Linked DNA regions of Homo sapiens: region 2 is linked to region 1. The links are chromatin loops, found by intact Hi-C in ENCODE. Cell type or tissue: mammary epithelial cell. All regions are shown on one strand. Each heading gives the region's core, and the rest is flanking DNA. Links, peaks and the distances in the headings are about the cores only.

Region 1 (8,368 bases), core at 1,640-6,639:
GAGGGCACATTTGAGGAAGTGGGGAATAGAGATGGGTGGCTGCCCACAGCAGCAGGAGCAGGAGGGAGTGGGCTGGGCTGGCTGCATGCAACTTTGAGAGGGGAACCTGGACGGCGCTGGAGGGGCACCTACTGTTGTTAGGACCCCACATCTGTAGAACCACAGAAGATGAGGTGCTGAGAAACCTTTTTCTCTGAAATCTTAGACAGCCAGACACTGGGCTGCTTGGAATCCTAAGTGAGAATGGGACCTCCCAGTAGTCTCTGGAGGACCCAAGTCAGGGGCTCACTGTGGCTCAGAGAAACAGCCTCCATTTCCAACCCGGCTGCAGAACTCCAGGTAAGGGACCTCAGACACAATCTGCCACATTGATCTTAACTTTGTAGCTTCCAGGGGCACAGGAGCCAAGGTCCATCTCTCAGCAGAGCCCTTCCCTACAGCCCTGTTTTATGTAAATCTGTCCCTGTGCTCCACCCTTCCCCCATCCTGTAGTCGCCTGTTACTCCTCTTGGGGGATGCCCCATGCTCCCGGGTGTGCACTGTGCAGTCTCTCTCATTGCACCAAGGTAACAAACCTGACTGTGTTGGGCTCTAATGGTGCCTCCCTGGGAGTCCTTATTAGATGTGCTTTGCTCTCCCTGGTTGACAGGAACACCCCACTATGGATGCAGTCTCAAAACCCTTTCACAACTGCCATTGCACTGGTGAAGTCAATACGATGAGTAGCTCCCTTTTACAGATGGAGAAGAGGCTCCTAGATCTCTTGTAAGTGGTGCTGGAGTCAAGCTGCAAAGCCCAGGAGACTCGCAGGTGCCAGCTGCAACAGGCCACAGCAGGAGGGACCTGGGCCTGGGTCCCCTCTGCTACAGTTGAGTAGAACAGAAGTGGCGGGCTGTAGCCAGGGCTTCACACCCACATACATGTTTCCAGCTTCTCTTGAAAAACAAGAAAGTCTGGTGACTCTAGGCCCCATACTAGCCCGGTAACTGCCCCGCTGATCCCTTTAGACCCAGCACACACCCTCCCGTTTCTCACGGGCCCCATCCAGCTACTGCACTGGTTTCTGTGATTCTCCTGCATCCTATAGCCATTTGAGTTTGTAATCTATGCTCCACAATGTTTCTGACAAAATGGGAGGCCCTTTCTGCTCCTAAACTGCGAGGCACAGGAAACTCACTGCTTCCTGAGGGAAGGGAAGGATGTCCATGTACGGGGGCCCTACCATGTGTGACTCGCTGTGCTGGGCATTTACATGCTTGCTCGTTTAGTGAACTGTGAGAAATGTAGGTTTGGCTTCATTTCAAAGATTTGCAAACTGAGGCCTCAATAGCAATGGAGTCTCGGTGACGTTTGGTGACTTGGATGAACCCTGCAGGAAGTGATGGACTGAGACTGGGCCAGATCTGTTCTCCTCCACAGACCATGCTCTGTCAGCTGCTGTATCCAGACTTCTGTTCTAAGGCTTTGGGGGTCATGTCATCATCTCTTCACCTCCCTCCAGGCACCCCAGGTGGAACACCCTCATGGGGTGTGACTGAGGGTATCACTCGGCCTTTTGTGGGAGGAACGAGGACAGAGCTGGTGGAGTAGGAGGGCCCGGTTTGGGTTTTTCCTCTAATTTATCAGCTGGGGACCCATGGAAAGAGAGCTCTGTGGTGCATAACGTTTGACCTCCAGTTCCGGGGCTGGGAGGAGCCAACAGCCAGAAATGCAAACCCCATTCCCCAGGGTAGATTATAGGGTCTCTTCCCAAGAGGAGACACAAGACCAACAGAAAACCAGCAGCTCCAGGGAATCAGTGTGAGAAGCAAGAGGCAGGAAAGGAGGAGACAGGTGGAGACGGCGGCCACAGTGCTCAGGCCAGCAGGACAGCTGGGGCAAGGGTGGCCAGCCTCAGGGCTATTCTTGCAGACACAGGGCTCAGACCACCCCCGTCCCTGTTTCAGACTGGACTCAAGGTTGACTGCAGCAGGCACCTGAGTCTCACAGAGAGCTGCCTGCATTTTGTTTCTTTCAAAAAAAGCAGTTTAGTGGCTAGGCAGAAACTGTTTGGTAAAATAAACACATAATCGACTCCTCGAGTAGCACCTGCTAATGTTGGAGAAAATAGCCCTGTGCTTGGCTGCAGGGTTTAACTGCTCTTGGGGTAAACCTGAGTGTGCACCAGAATCACCTGGAGAGCTTCTCAAAATGCAGATTGCTGGGCCTCATTCCTAGCAGTTACTGATTCAGTGGGTTAGGGATTTGCCTTTCTAACACGTTCGCAGCAGCGTGTTGTTTGTCCTTGCCTGGGATGATTCTACACTTTCCGGTACTAGTGGGAAGACCACACTTCCAGAACCTTGGCTGGGCTGATTCCATCACTGGTGTTTGCTGCCACCATCTGGTCACTCCTGAGAATGATGTGCTCTTTCTCGGGTTTGCCTCAATTTCGTTCATTCATCTGGTTGTTCATTTTAATTTTTATTTCACTGAAAGTATCTTCACTGGGATAAATTACCTTTCTTATAGGTCTCTCAATGAAGATTTGATTTATCCATTGGGCCTTAAAACTTCTTGTCAAATTTTGCCAATGTAACTCCTGCCTCTGCAAGTTTTCTTTATGAACTATTACTTTATCCATGGTTTAGTCAATTAAAAATTTTATCTGTGATTATTTACCTATTGTATTTTGTACTGATTATTTATTTTTTCTTCTTTTTTTTTTTGATATGGAGTCTCACTCTGTTGCCCAGCCTGGAGTACAGTGGCGTGATCTCAGCTTACTGTAGCCTGCTGTAAGCCACTGGGCTAGAGGTTGCTTGTGTGCAGGATGACTGTGGGGCAGCTGACAATACAGCCCCCTGCTCCCTGTTGGTCCTTGGAGATAAGGCAGAGAGCACTGTCACTCGCTGAGTGCCTGGGCCCTCATCTCAGACCGGCTGCTGTCCAGATCCTGGCCATGCCACTCAGAGTGATGTGACTTGGGTGTGGTGGGATAGACACTTGAATGTGGGAAATGCAGGTTGTTCTTTGAGCACCCAGGAAGTAGCAACTCCTCCAGTGTGGGAGAATCAGGGAAGGTTTCCCAAGGAACTATGGCTAAGCCGAATATCCCCAGAAAAGTAGAATAACCCCGCATGTTCTCGAGGGGAGAGTAGAGAACAGCTACAAAGGCAGAGAAGCAATCCCCTAACAGCTGGGCAGTGGTAGGGAGGGTCACCCATACAATATAGTGTAGACTCCCTTTTGGGTCCCCAAATGGATCTAAGAGTAAATCAGAGTTCAGTGGACATGGAGAGGGTAGTGATTTTCCAGGAGGAGGGACAGCCCATATGAAAGGAGTCTGCCGGTTCAAGACCCATGCGGAGTTGAGCAGGGCTGGGTGTGATGATGCAAGGGGTGGAGGGGAGGCTGGGCTGAGCTGAGGCCTGTGCGTCCACCACACCACGCTGGCTCTCGGCCTCAGCTGGAGCTCATCACACTGAGCCATGGAGCGGGGCATTGCACACAGAGGGGCAAGCTTGAAATGAGGTTGAGTTGGCACCTAGGCTGACTGTATTAGAGACTTTAACTTGCTTCTTGTGTTTCTTGAGTCTTTTCCACCTTGCTTGAAATAGCCATAGTGCAGCCATCCCTCCACTGACTCCTTTACCCATTTATCTGTCTGACCATCTGTCCTCCTTCCGTCGATTTCTCTACTGGGTGATGGGAACACAGAGGAAAATGGGCCATGGCCCTTCTGTCCAGATTCCAGACCCAACAGCCTTTCCTCATGTGTCTGGATGTAGAGCCACTCACCCTACTCTGTCTCGTCCATGAAATCCTGTTCACCTTTCAAGGTTCCCCTTTCAATGAATCCCTCCTCTGTGAAGCTCCCCCTGGTGGTGCCAGGCAGAATCAGCACCTCCCTACACTGCTGCCTGGGACACAGTTCCTTGAATGAACGGATAGATGAGCCAGGAGTGGTCACTTCCTGGTTATTTCACTGCATTGATCCATTCATTTGCTGTTGAGTCAAGGAAAGGTGAAAAAAGAAACAAAAAGGGGGTCTTGGCAGCAGCTCTCTCGTTCTGCAACTCAGAGCTGAGACCAGATGCCAGCCTGACAGATGCTCGGAGCATCCCTACCTGCCTCACCCCACCCCAACAGGCTGTGGGAACCTTGAGAGGTGCATAACTCTGGGGAGGCACTGGTCGCGGAGTCTGGAAGACTGGTGCTGTCTGCCCCGCCATGTCTTTCTCTCCAGTGCACATCCTGTCTCCACCCTCTCACATCTGCCTCTACTACCTGTCTTGCATTCTACAGCAATGAGCAGAAATTGTAGCCACTACTCAGGCATGCAGGAAATAGAAATCCTTTTTATTCTAATTCCAACCCCCACTCTGATGAAGTGCAAGAATCCTAATCTTGGCCAACACAGGACCTTCTCTCTTCCCTTATAGCTGAGGCTGGAATTTGGAGAAGAGAGGGCTTCTGCTTCTTGGTATCATTTGTCTGTGCATGTCATGGAGTGGGGAGGGTGGCATCCTTCATCCCTGTTGTGTGACCTCATGACCTCTTAGGGTCTGGCTGGCTACCTTCCTGCCCCTTCTGGGCTGATTTTGGCTCTCAGGAATTCTTCTGTTGAGAGATTGCCTAAGATTCCCTCTGCTTAGACGTCCAATGCAACCCTTCCTTCCTTCCTCCCTCCCTCCCTCCCTCCCTCTCTCCCTCTTTCCCTCTCTCTTTCTTTCTCTCTTTTTTTTCTTTCCTTCCTTCCTTCTTTCCTTTCTTTTTTTTTTTGACAGGGTCTCACTCTGTCACCCAGGCTTGAGTGCAGTGGTGCAATCTTGGCTCACTGCAACTTCTGCCTCCCGAGTTCAAGCAATTCTCATACCTCAGCCTCCCGAGTAACTAGAACTACAGGCGCGCACCACCATGCCTGGCTAATTTTTGTATTTTTAGTAGTGACGCCATTTTGCCATGTTGGCCAGGCTGGTCTCGAACTCCTAACCTCAAGTGATCTGCCTGCCTCGGCCTCCCAAAGTGCTGGGATTACAGGCATGAGCCACGATGCCCAGCCTGATGTGATCATTTCTCTTGAGAACACCCCTGCTACATCTCCAGAGTCTTACCTGGATACAGGCTTAGCTTGCCTCTGCTCAGAGACCCAACACACTTACCTGTATTCTTATGTTTCCCTCAGTCTCAGCCTGCGAGCAACTTGCAGGACCCCCTCTTTGGGATCTGCTCAAATCTACTCTCTCGTTGTTCCCCCCAACTCCTCTTTTTCCTGTTAGCCTTGGTAATGGGGTCCTGATTGATGGGAGGCTGGTGGTGAAGTAAGGAGAGGTGGTGGAATCCTTATTCTTATCCACCATGTTTTTCTTGTCCATGAAATCCTATTCGTCTGTCAAGGATTATCTTTCAGTGAGTCCCTCCCCTGTGAAGCTCCACCTGATGGTGGCAGGCAGAATCTAAGGGCCTTCTTAGGCTTTGAGACTCAAAGCCTGAAAAATGTCCCTTTTTGTAATCTACCTTCTTTTGTGGGGTCATGAGCACCCAGTGGGGAAGGACTGGGTGGGGTGAGGCAGGAACAGTCAGGAATGAATGTTATCCTCCTCACTGCCTCGCAGCAGCCCAACTTCCTAGACCCCACAGGTTCCCATCTGTATCATGCAGTGCCTGCTCAAACCCATGGCTGTTACTATGAGCTTGCACCAACTGGTGCTATTCCACTTCTGGAACTATATGGGACTTCTAGTTCCAGAAGTGGAATAGCACCAGTTGATGCAAAAGTAATAGATATATAATATATATCTTACTTTTCTGTAATATATAATATATATCTTACTTTTCTGTAATATATATAATATATAACAGAATATATATTACAGAAATTAATATATATAATATATATTACAGAAAAAAATGAGAAAGGAATCAAAGAGGTACACTCCAAAAAATAAACTAAACAGAAGAAACATGTAGAAACATGTAAAAACATGCAGTGTAAAACATGCAGAAAAAATGGTAAAATGGCTGAAATAAGTCCTTTCTTATCAGTAATAACTTTAAATGTAAATTTATTAAACTCTCCAATCAAAAGGCAGAGATTGGCAGAATGAATTAAGAAAACAATCCAACTGAAGGCTGTATATGGAAAACTCACTTTAGATCAAAAGACACAAGTGAGTTGAACATGGGAAGATAGAGAAAGATATTCTATGCAAATAATAACCAAAACAAAGCTAGGATGGCTACACTAATATCAGAAAAAAATAGTCTTTAAGTCAAAAATCATTACAAGGGACAAAGAAAGTCATTGTGCATTGATAAAGGGGTCAATTAATCAAGAAGATATAACAATTATAAACATATGCACATTAATCAAGAGAACCCTAAATTAAATGAAGCAGACATTAACAGAATTAAAAAGCAAAATATTTCCATAATAATAGCTGGAGACTTCGAATACTTACTTTAAATAATGAATAGAAAACTATAATTAAATAGAGGACTTCAGCAACACTAAAGATCTAACTAGACTTAACATACATCTACAGAACACTCTACCCAACAACAGAAGAATACACATTCTTTTCAAGTGCACTTGACTGCGCTCCAGAATAGAACATGTTAGGTAATAAAGCAACTCAATAAGTTAAAAAGCTTGAAATCATACAAAATATCTTCTTTGACCACAATGGAATAAAACTAAAAATCAATAGCAGAAGGAAAACTGAAAAGTTTATAAATATGTGTAAACTAAACAACACACTCTTAACCAATAGATACCTCCAAAGTATGAGGAATAGAAAATACTTAGAGATGGATGAAAACATCAACACAACATACTAAAATGTAGGGGATACAGCAAAAACAGCACTCAGAGAGAGCTCAGCAACTTAACTGTAATATATTAAATAACTAGAAAAATCAGAGCAAACCAAACCCAAAGCTCACAGAAGGAATGAAATAATAAATATAGAGCAGAGACAAATGAAATAGAGACTAGAAACACAATAGAGAGAATCAACACAACAAAAAACTGATTATTTGAAAAGAGCAACAAAATTGACAAACCTTTAGCTAGACTAAGAAAATAAAAAGGAAAAGATGCAAATAACTAAAATCAGTAACGAAAATGGATACATTACTACTGCTTTACAGAAGTAAAAAGGATTATAACAGAATACTATGAATAATTGTGCACCTATAAATTAGATAACCCATATGAAAGGGACACATACTGATATGGTTTGGCTCTGTGTCCCCACCCAAATCTCATGTTGAATTGTAATCCTGATTGTTGGAGGTGGGGCCTGGTGGGATCATGAGGGTGGCTTCTAATGGTTTAGCGCCATCCCCTTAGTGCCGCCTCGTGATACAGTTCTCACAAGATCTGCTTGTTTGAAAGTGTGTAGCACTTCCCCCATTGCTCTCTCCTTCCTGCCAGCCATGTGAATATGCGCCTGCTTCCCCTTTGCCTCTTCCATGATTGTAAGTTTCCTGAGGCCTCCCAAGAAACAGAAGCCTGTACAGACCTGCAGAACAGTGAGCCAATTAAACATCTTTTTCTTTATATAAATTACCCAGTCTAAGGTATGTCTTTATAGCAGTGTGAGAATGGACTAATATGCATACAAATTACCAAAAGTGACTCAAGATGACCTCATAACAACAGCCTATTTTCACTATCAGTGTCGATCTCACCTAATCCTATACCTTTAAACACTATCTAAATGCTGTGATTCCTGATTTTTTTCTGCAGACTGACTGTCTCTTGAACTCCAACACATGTATATTCAGCTTTCTATTCAACAGCTACACTATGATAGCTTATAACATTTCAAATTTAAATGTCCAAAACTAATATCCTGATTTCATCACACTGCACCAAAACTATCTTATCCCGACTAATGCAACTCTCCACACAGCAAAAGAGTAGATCTTTTAGAAAATATATAATCAAATTTTAAACAAATATCTTATTTTATTTTTTGAGAGGGATTCTCACTCTGTCACCCAGGCTGGAGTGCAATGGCATGATCTCGGCTCACTGCAACCTCTGCCTCCCAGGTTCAAGTGATTCTCCTGCCTCAGCCTCCCAAGTAGCTGGAATTACAGGTGCCCACCACCACACCCAGCTAATTTTTGTATTTTTAGTAAAGACAGGGTTTCACCATGTTGGTCAGGCTGATCTCGAACTCCTGACCTCAGGTGATCCACCTGCCTCGGCCTCCCAAAGTTCTGGGATTACAGGTGTGAGCCACCGAGCCCAGCCAGATAGATATTTTATTGAGGTGCAATTCACATAATATAAAAGAAACCATTTAAAAGTGACATTTAGTATGTTTGTAATATTATGTAACCAACACCTCTATAACATGGCAAAATATTTTTA
Region 2 (6,981 bases), core at 199-5,198, 350 kb before region 1:
TACTACAAGAATGCTTGGTGACTATATAAATTACAAAATAAGACTGAGAAAAGACTAATCAATTCCATGGGAAAAACAGTGGTTGGGTTGGGTTTTCTGACTGTGTACATGTTGTATCTAACTATTTCAAGGCAGTTCCTTCACATATTACTATTAACGATTGATTTACTGTGGCAAGGTTGAGAATCCTTGGGTCATTACCACAGGTATGTGGGTCTGTGCAAAAGAAAACACAAACTTTGAGAGGGCCAGACCTGAATTCACTAACATTGAAAACAGTAAAACCTATCATCTTTGGATCCTTCTGTATCTCAGCAGTTATTTACAAACCTATGCATCACCCATGCCTCTATCTTTTCATCAATTAGGAGTCCTGCTTGTTCTATTTTTAATACCCATTTTGAATTGTGTTACTTATCTTCTCTATTGCTACCATCCTAGTCCAACCATCATATCTCACAGCAACAATTTCCTAACTCCTTGCTTTCTCTTACCCCTTCAATTCACTGTCTACATAGCAACTACGTGATTTTTCTTAAGAAAATCGAAACTCCTTACCATAACTTACAAAATCCTACATTAGCTGTCATTCCCTACCTCTCTGATTTCACAAGCTTCAATTGATCCAACTCCCTTGTAACTACGAAGACAGACTGGCCTAAGAGCTGTTCCTTAAACATGCCAAATTTGTTTTGTTTCAGGACATTTGCACTAGCTATTTTCCTGGATACTTGCCTCCCAAGCATTTGTACTGTATTTGGGTCACAGCTCAAATGTCAACTCCCTTGAGATGTTTTCCCTAATCCGCTCTAAAATGGCATCCTGCTTCCATCACAATCTCATGACTCTGCTTTATTCCCTTTACAGCACTTATCACTAAAGGCAATGTTTTAATTTATGTTTGTTGGTTTACCTCAGTATTATGTAAGCTCTGTGAGCGCAAGGGTCCTCTTTTCAAAAAAAAAAAAAAAAAAAAAAACCCACAAAAACCACTATAGTCCTGCCCCCAGAAAAGTAGCTAGCACACTGTAAAAGCTCAGTAAATGGTGTTCATTCCCTGGTCCCCCAATTTACCTTCAAATCTTAATCAAATTAATTTAACAATATTGTCACATTAAGGAAGTGTATATGCCCTTTGTGCTCTGAAACTCAGAAATACTAAGATTAATATGAAACTGTGTTCTAAACAGGTAAAGTAGTAGCTCAGGCCTAGGAATCCCAGCATTTTGGGAGGCCGAGACAGGAGGATGGCCTGAGTTCGAGAGTTTGAGACCAGCTTGGACAACACAGGGAGACCCCATCTCCACAATAAGTCAAAAAAAAAATTTTAAAAATTAGCCAGGTGTGGTGGTACGTACCTAGATTCCCAGCTACTTAGGAGGCTTAGAGGGGAGGATTGTTTGAGCTCAGGAGTGCCAGGCTTCAGTGAACTATAATCATGCCACCGCACCCCAACATGGGTGACAGAACGAGGTCCTGACTCTAAAAACAAACAAAAAAAAAACGAAACAAAACACCATGTGTTGTAGATTCAGTTTTTTGACAAAGGTGACACCAGGGAAATGAAAGGTCTTTTATATTTTTTTGCACTAGAGTCAGTCTGAACATATTTCGTTGTTGTTGTTCCTTAGTATAAAATACCTAGAGAAATATTACAAGGATTCTCTAAAAAGAAAGTACTTTCGTAAAGGCTTTATCCACGACCAACTGCCTATCTTTAGGTCCAAGTTCTATTTATCTAGTTGAACAACCACAGTTACAAAGTACCAAAGTTCTGGAAAACATATTCACAAGACCGAGGAGAGGCAAAGGCAAGATATTTATGCCTCTGTATACCTTGATGTTGCCTATTTCCTTTCCTATAATTCTTACCTGGCTTCTTTCTTCATGTCTATATATCACCTTTAAAGTTCAGCTTACTTCCTAGCTCCTAAAGAAGGTTTCCTAGCCTGTCCCAAGTCATATTTATTTCTCACTTACATGCAATATTACTGAATATTCTGCCCTTACGGCTACTTGGAGGCTCAGAATATGTCACTGTGTACTAAAAAGTTAACTACGGGCTTGCTATTTGGAATACATTTACTCCCAAAGCTGGGCTCTACTCTTAAGGGTCAATCACACGGCCCACCACACACAAAACGTACGAGGCTTGGATATAAACCTAAGAAAACATGCATCATCTCGCGAGTCCAGGTCAATCACGGACAGCTTCCCCAGGAGATCCGTGGCCCTTTTTTAGGCCTTTCTATCTTGAAAGAGCAGCCATGCAGATACACTAACCCCACCACTGGTACTTAAGCTTGTAAACGCCAGCAAGGAAAAAAAAACCAACAACATAAAACATGGGACGCGCAACTTTAGTGTAAACGCAAGAACCAGTCAGAAATAATCGCAAGCTAGGCCCCATACTTACGCGGGACGCCAGCCAAATCCGCGTGCGAGTAACCTGCTTCGCCGGCTCCGAAAAAGCCGGCCAATACCCCTGTGGTTTTGTCGCCGCTTCCCCCGCCTCCTTCCATGGTATCGCAGCAAACCGAGTGGTTCCCGCCGCTGCCTCAAGCCTGGGTGGTCCGCTGGGCCGTTACTCCTCAATAACAGCGGGTAACCCCGCGTTGCCAGCGCCTACTTCACACGCTGACATTCCGGGCGCCGGTTCCCGTTAAGCGCCACACTTCCGCTTTGCGGCAGTGTGCGCCCCGGAAGCCGGAAGCGCCTGACGGCAGCTTTCCGGTGGTGGGAAAGTGAACGAATCCCGAATCAAAGCGGCGCATTGAGGCAGGTGGGGTGCCAGTGGAAGAGGGAAGGCAGGCGAGTGTTTACGGCCTGACTTGGGAGGCCGGCGGATCAGCAATTGCAGAAGCAGGCAGCGGCAGAGAGGGAATGGTGCAGGCAGGCGCTGAGAAGGAGGCGCAGTCCATCTCTCTCAGGGTTAGTGAATGAGGCTCTCCGCCCGGGCCGGCCCGGGGACAGTGCGCTGCTGGTCCCAGCATGAATGCGGGCCCCGGCTGTGAACCCTGCACCAAGCGACCCCGCTGGGGCGCCGCTACAACTTCGCCGGCTGCTTCGGACGCCCGGAGCTTTCCCAGCAGGCAGAGGCGCGTCCTCGACCCCAAGGACGCTCACGTGCAGTTCAGGGTCCCACCGTCCTCGCCAGCCTGCGTCCCAGGGCGGGCGGGACAGCACAGAGGCAGCGCCACCTCGCTTGGTACGTGGGAAAATAAAAATCTTTGTCCTTCGCCTCGGCCCGAACCTTCTGGTCTCAGTCTGAGGACCCAGGGGCTCCAGTCACTCCTTTCTGGTCTTGTGTGCATCGTCACTCTTGAGGTCCACTTGCTGAGCTACCAAAGCCACTAGTGGGTGAATGGGGCCGCATTTTTCCCAGTGCGATTGATGTGAGAAACTCTGATGAGCAGTCACTCACAGGGCGGAAAATGGCAGGAGACTCCACCACCTGTTTGCTTCTTCAGGTTTGATTGAGAAATTGCCTTAGTCGTCAAGGAGATCTAATTGTGTATGTAAAACAGTAGGGCGCTTCAGCCTCTAGATAGGAAGAAAACAACTTCACTTGTTCAGATTCTGGGTCCCAGGGTGCAGAGCTATTAGTTTAAGCTGGCATTGTACCCGTCCCTGGTATACAGTGTTGAACGAGAGAAACTTGGCCTCTGCCTTCATACCTTAAAATCTATCTGGAGAGATAGACGATAGCAAAAGTTAATATAATAAAAGGTAATGGATGTTCTGATAGATGAATGACAGATTGTTTTACCTAACTGAATTTATGGAATCGAAAATAGTCCTCCAGAAGATGAGATGCTTATTCTGAGGACTGTAGAATGAGTAGGAGTTAGATGAAGAGGAAGTAAGAAGTGTTTCAGGAGTGCAACCGAGGCCGGGCGCGGTGGTTTTGCCTGTAATCCCTGAGCTTTGGGAGGCTGGGGCGGGTGGATCACCTGAGGTCAGGAGCTCAAGACCAGCCTTACCAATATGGTGAAACCCCGTCTCTGCTAAAAATACAAAAAATTAGCCTAGCGTGGTGGCGGGCAACTGTAATCCCAGCTACTCGGGAGGCTGAGGCAGGTGAGGCAGGAGAATCGCTGGCATCCGGGAGGCGGAGGTTGCAGTGAGCCGAGAGGGCACCATTGCACTCCAGCCTGGGCAACAAGAGCGAAACTCCGCCTCAAACAAAACAAAACAAAACAAAACAAAAACAGGAGTGCAATTGATATATAGAGTGAACGCAAGAGAGTGTGAGAGATGAGGCTGCAGGGTGGTACAGAAAAGTCAGATCAAATTGGATATGTAGACATTGCTAAGGATTTTGAACTCTAAGGGCATTGATAAGCTACTCAAGGGTTTTTAGTAGGGGAGTGACTTGATTAGACTTATTTATTTGTTGAAAAGTCTGTGTGGCTGGTGTGTGGAAAATAAAGAATGGATTGAAAAGGAACTCAAGTGGAGCATCAAGACTCAGTTAAGGAGTTAATCTAGGTTGGAAATAATTGTAGCTTAGGCCTGGATGCTGGCAATAGGGAAGGGGATGGATTCATGAAAGAATGGGATACTTGAGAAGAAATATTTCTGTGCTGGAGAAGTAGATTGGGGAGTTCGTGGCATAAACATTATAATGGATGCTATGGGCATAGATAACATAAACATGTAGAGAAAGTAAAGGTGACCTAGGGCAGATGCCTTAGGAACACCAAAGTTTAAGAGTAGACTGAAGAGAAGCGGCTGTAGAGGTGGGAGGAAAGCCTGGCTTGTGTTGTGTCAGACAAAGGAGATCATTTCAAAAAGGATGCATTCGTTAACAGTGTAAGAGGCTGGGCAGAGCTCGGGCAGTTCTCTGGTGAAGAGTCTACACTTAGATGTCTTCATACTTAGGGGCAGTACCAAGTAGACTTGCACTAGGCCTTGAAGGATGAGGAAGATTTGCTGTATAAATCAAGAGGAGAAAGAATTATACATGCAGAGGAAATAAGACATGCAAAAGTTGGTAAGACTGGAGCATAAGATGACAGAGGAGTGTCTGATGAGGCTGGGTGGCAGACAGGAGCTTATGAAGAAACTCAAATTCCATTTTAAGGAATTTCAACCTTATTCTGTGGTTAATGGAGAAACCACTAAAAAGCTTTTAAGCGTGGGAATACCATTTGGTTAATATTTTAGAAAAGTGGCTTTTGGACTTTTCTAACTGCAACCCACAGCATAAATTTTATCCAGTACACAGAGTAAGAAATATATGTAACCTGGCAAATAAGCCATATTTATAACTGAAATAAATGTTTCATGAAATAATACTTAACCTTACTATGTGTGATGCATTCTTATATTGTCTGTGTTATTTCATTGAAAAATGACTGGTCATTTGTAGTTTGTAGAACACTGGATAGTCAAGGCTGTAGACAGGGAGACTAGTTGCAAGAAACAAATGGCAGTTGTCTAGTAAGCGATGTGTTTAAAGGGTATGAGGAAGGGATGGATTTAAAATTTAGGATGTAGATTTCAGAGAACTTGGTATAGGGGAGAGAGAACTGAAGGTGAACTTCAGGTATACGTTCAGGTGTACTTCAGCTTCTGTGACTGGATAATTTGTGGTTTCATTAACCTTATTTGCATGTAAAGGAGGAGGAGTTAGTTGCAAATAGGGGTGAGGGCAGTCAGTCCTCACTGGTTGGATCTTAATTAAGATTTCTGCAGAAGAGGTACCAAATGAATACTTGGGGCTGTATTTCGCATGTTTAAATGTTTTCTGTATACCTGGCACAGGACACCAATTAACAGAATGTTCGAAGACTATATTTGTATCAAAAGCCCATTGTTTGAATTTTTGGGATTCCTTTAGGAACTTGGTATTTAAATTTTTATATATAATTATCTTAGGACAAGTAGGCGGGGTAGCGAAATGGATATTTATTCAGTATCTTTAAATTTTATATTCTTTATCTTCCTGGATATATTTCTTGTATTGACTGAAATCGCTAATTTTGCTGGGCATGCACCTGTAGTCCCAGCTACTTGGGAGGCTAAGGCAAGAGGATCACTTGAGCCCGGGAGTTCCCGTCCAGCCTGAGCAACATAGCGAGACCCCACTTCTGAAAAAAGAAAAAAAAAATCTGCAAACCTGCATATTGGCAGAACTCAGCATGTTATTCACATTGTGATGACGCAGGTTTATCCAGATGTGTTGCTATAGACTTTTTGTGAAAGTGGAATGTTCCTTTGACATGCAGGTGAATTTTATTGCGTTTTGTGCCTTTTGGCTGTATCTATAGCTATTAATTGAATGACTTGCTGATTAAAATATACTGGGTACTGAATAATGTTGCTGATGAGAGTAAATGTAAATGGTGTGAAGTCAAAGTTGGAGAATTACTGATCTCAGTGGAAAAAAAAAAGACTGGGTGGAAATGTCGGGAGATAACATATTGAGTGCTTTGTGAGGCTGAACACAATATTTTCTCTAATTTTTGCTTTGTAATTGATCCACATAACCCTTAGAAGTAGGTGTTGTTAGCTTCATTTTCTGGGTGAGGAAATAAAGGCTTAACGAAGTGAAGCAACTGGACCAAGGTGGTACTAGTAAGTGACTGAACAAAGATCTCAATCCAAGACTATCTGACTCTAGATCTTGTATCTTTTCATCACTTCTTATTGCCACTCTTTTTGCCTTGCTGTGACTATTTCTAGTTAAAATTCCTAGGAAACCTGGAAAGCATAATTTTATGCTTACTTCAGGAGTAAGAGGGATAAAGCTCTGACACAGTCCTGTGGTGTGCTGGGAAGGAAACCTTAGGAAGCCAGAAACAGTGATATTGCAAAGAGCAGTAAGCAGTCCTTTCTCTGAGGCCCTAAGAAGGACTGATCAATGTTTTATTAGCAGAAGATACTGGTTCCTTATCTCTTGCTTTTCCTCCTTCATCCCTTCCCCAGGCTTCAGGAAGCCTGAAACTAGAGAGAGAACACATTCTCAGGGTCAGG

Evidence for each region. Hi-C counts contacts between places; a loop is a spot of excess contacts. Peaks named below come from ENCODE experiments on the same cell type or tissue, not always from the same donor. Only the 100,000 strongest peaks of a DNase experiment are listed, where the experiment ranks them.
Region 2: it touches region 1 in a loop (9-fold over the local background); 3 of 110 quality-filtered maps call a loop at or near these places.

Annotation. Positions count from the first base shown.
Region 1 is chr10:49,588,726-49,597,093 of GRCh38, reverse strand. No RefSeq gene overlaps it. Among named protein-coding and RNA genes, the nearest start is that of SLC18A3, 17 kb to the left of the region's middle. RefSeq lists enhancers at 1,358-1,857, 1,858-2,359, 2,968-3,467, 3,468-3,969. In mammary epithelial cell, for the core only: CTCF peaks have their summits at 2,379 (motif pointing left), 3,865 (motif pointing left) and 5,418; a DNase peak (open chromatin) is centred at 3,873.
Region 2 is chr10:49,937,736-49,944,716 of GRCh38, reverse strand. It overlaps PARG (poly(ADP-ribose) glycohydrolase), which reads left to right and starts at 2,690. Exons shown (of 18, transcript NM_003631.5): 1 at 2,690-3,208. The coding sequence starts at 2,992. It overlaps TIMM23B (translocase of inner mitochondrial membrane 23 homolog B), which reads right to left and starts at 2,664. Exons shown (of 7, transcript NM_001290117.2): 1 at 2,417-2,664. The coding sequence starts at 2,522. It overlaps TIMM23B-AGAP6 (TIMM23B-AGAP6 readthrough (NMD candidate)), which reads right to left and starts at 2,664. Exons shown (of 17, transcript NR_158661.1): 1 at 2,417-2,664; 2 at 1,359-1,482. RefSeq lists an enhancer at 2,780-2,849. In mammary epithelial cell, for the core only: no CTCF peak of the experiment used is centred there; a DNase peak (open chromatin) is centred at 2,686; H3K4me3 peaks cover 2,244 bases; H3K27ac peaks cover 2,350 bases.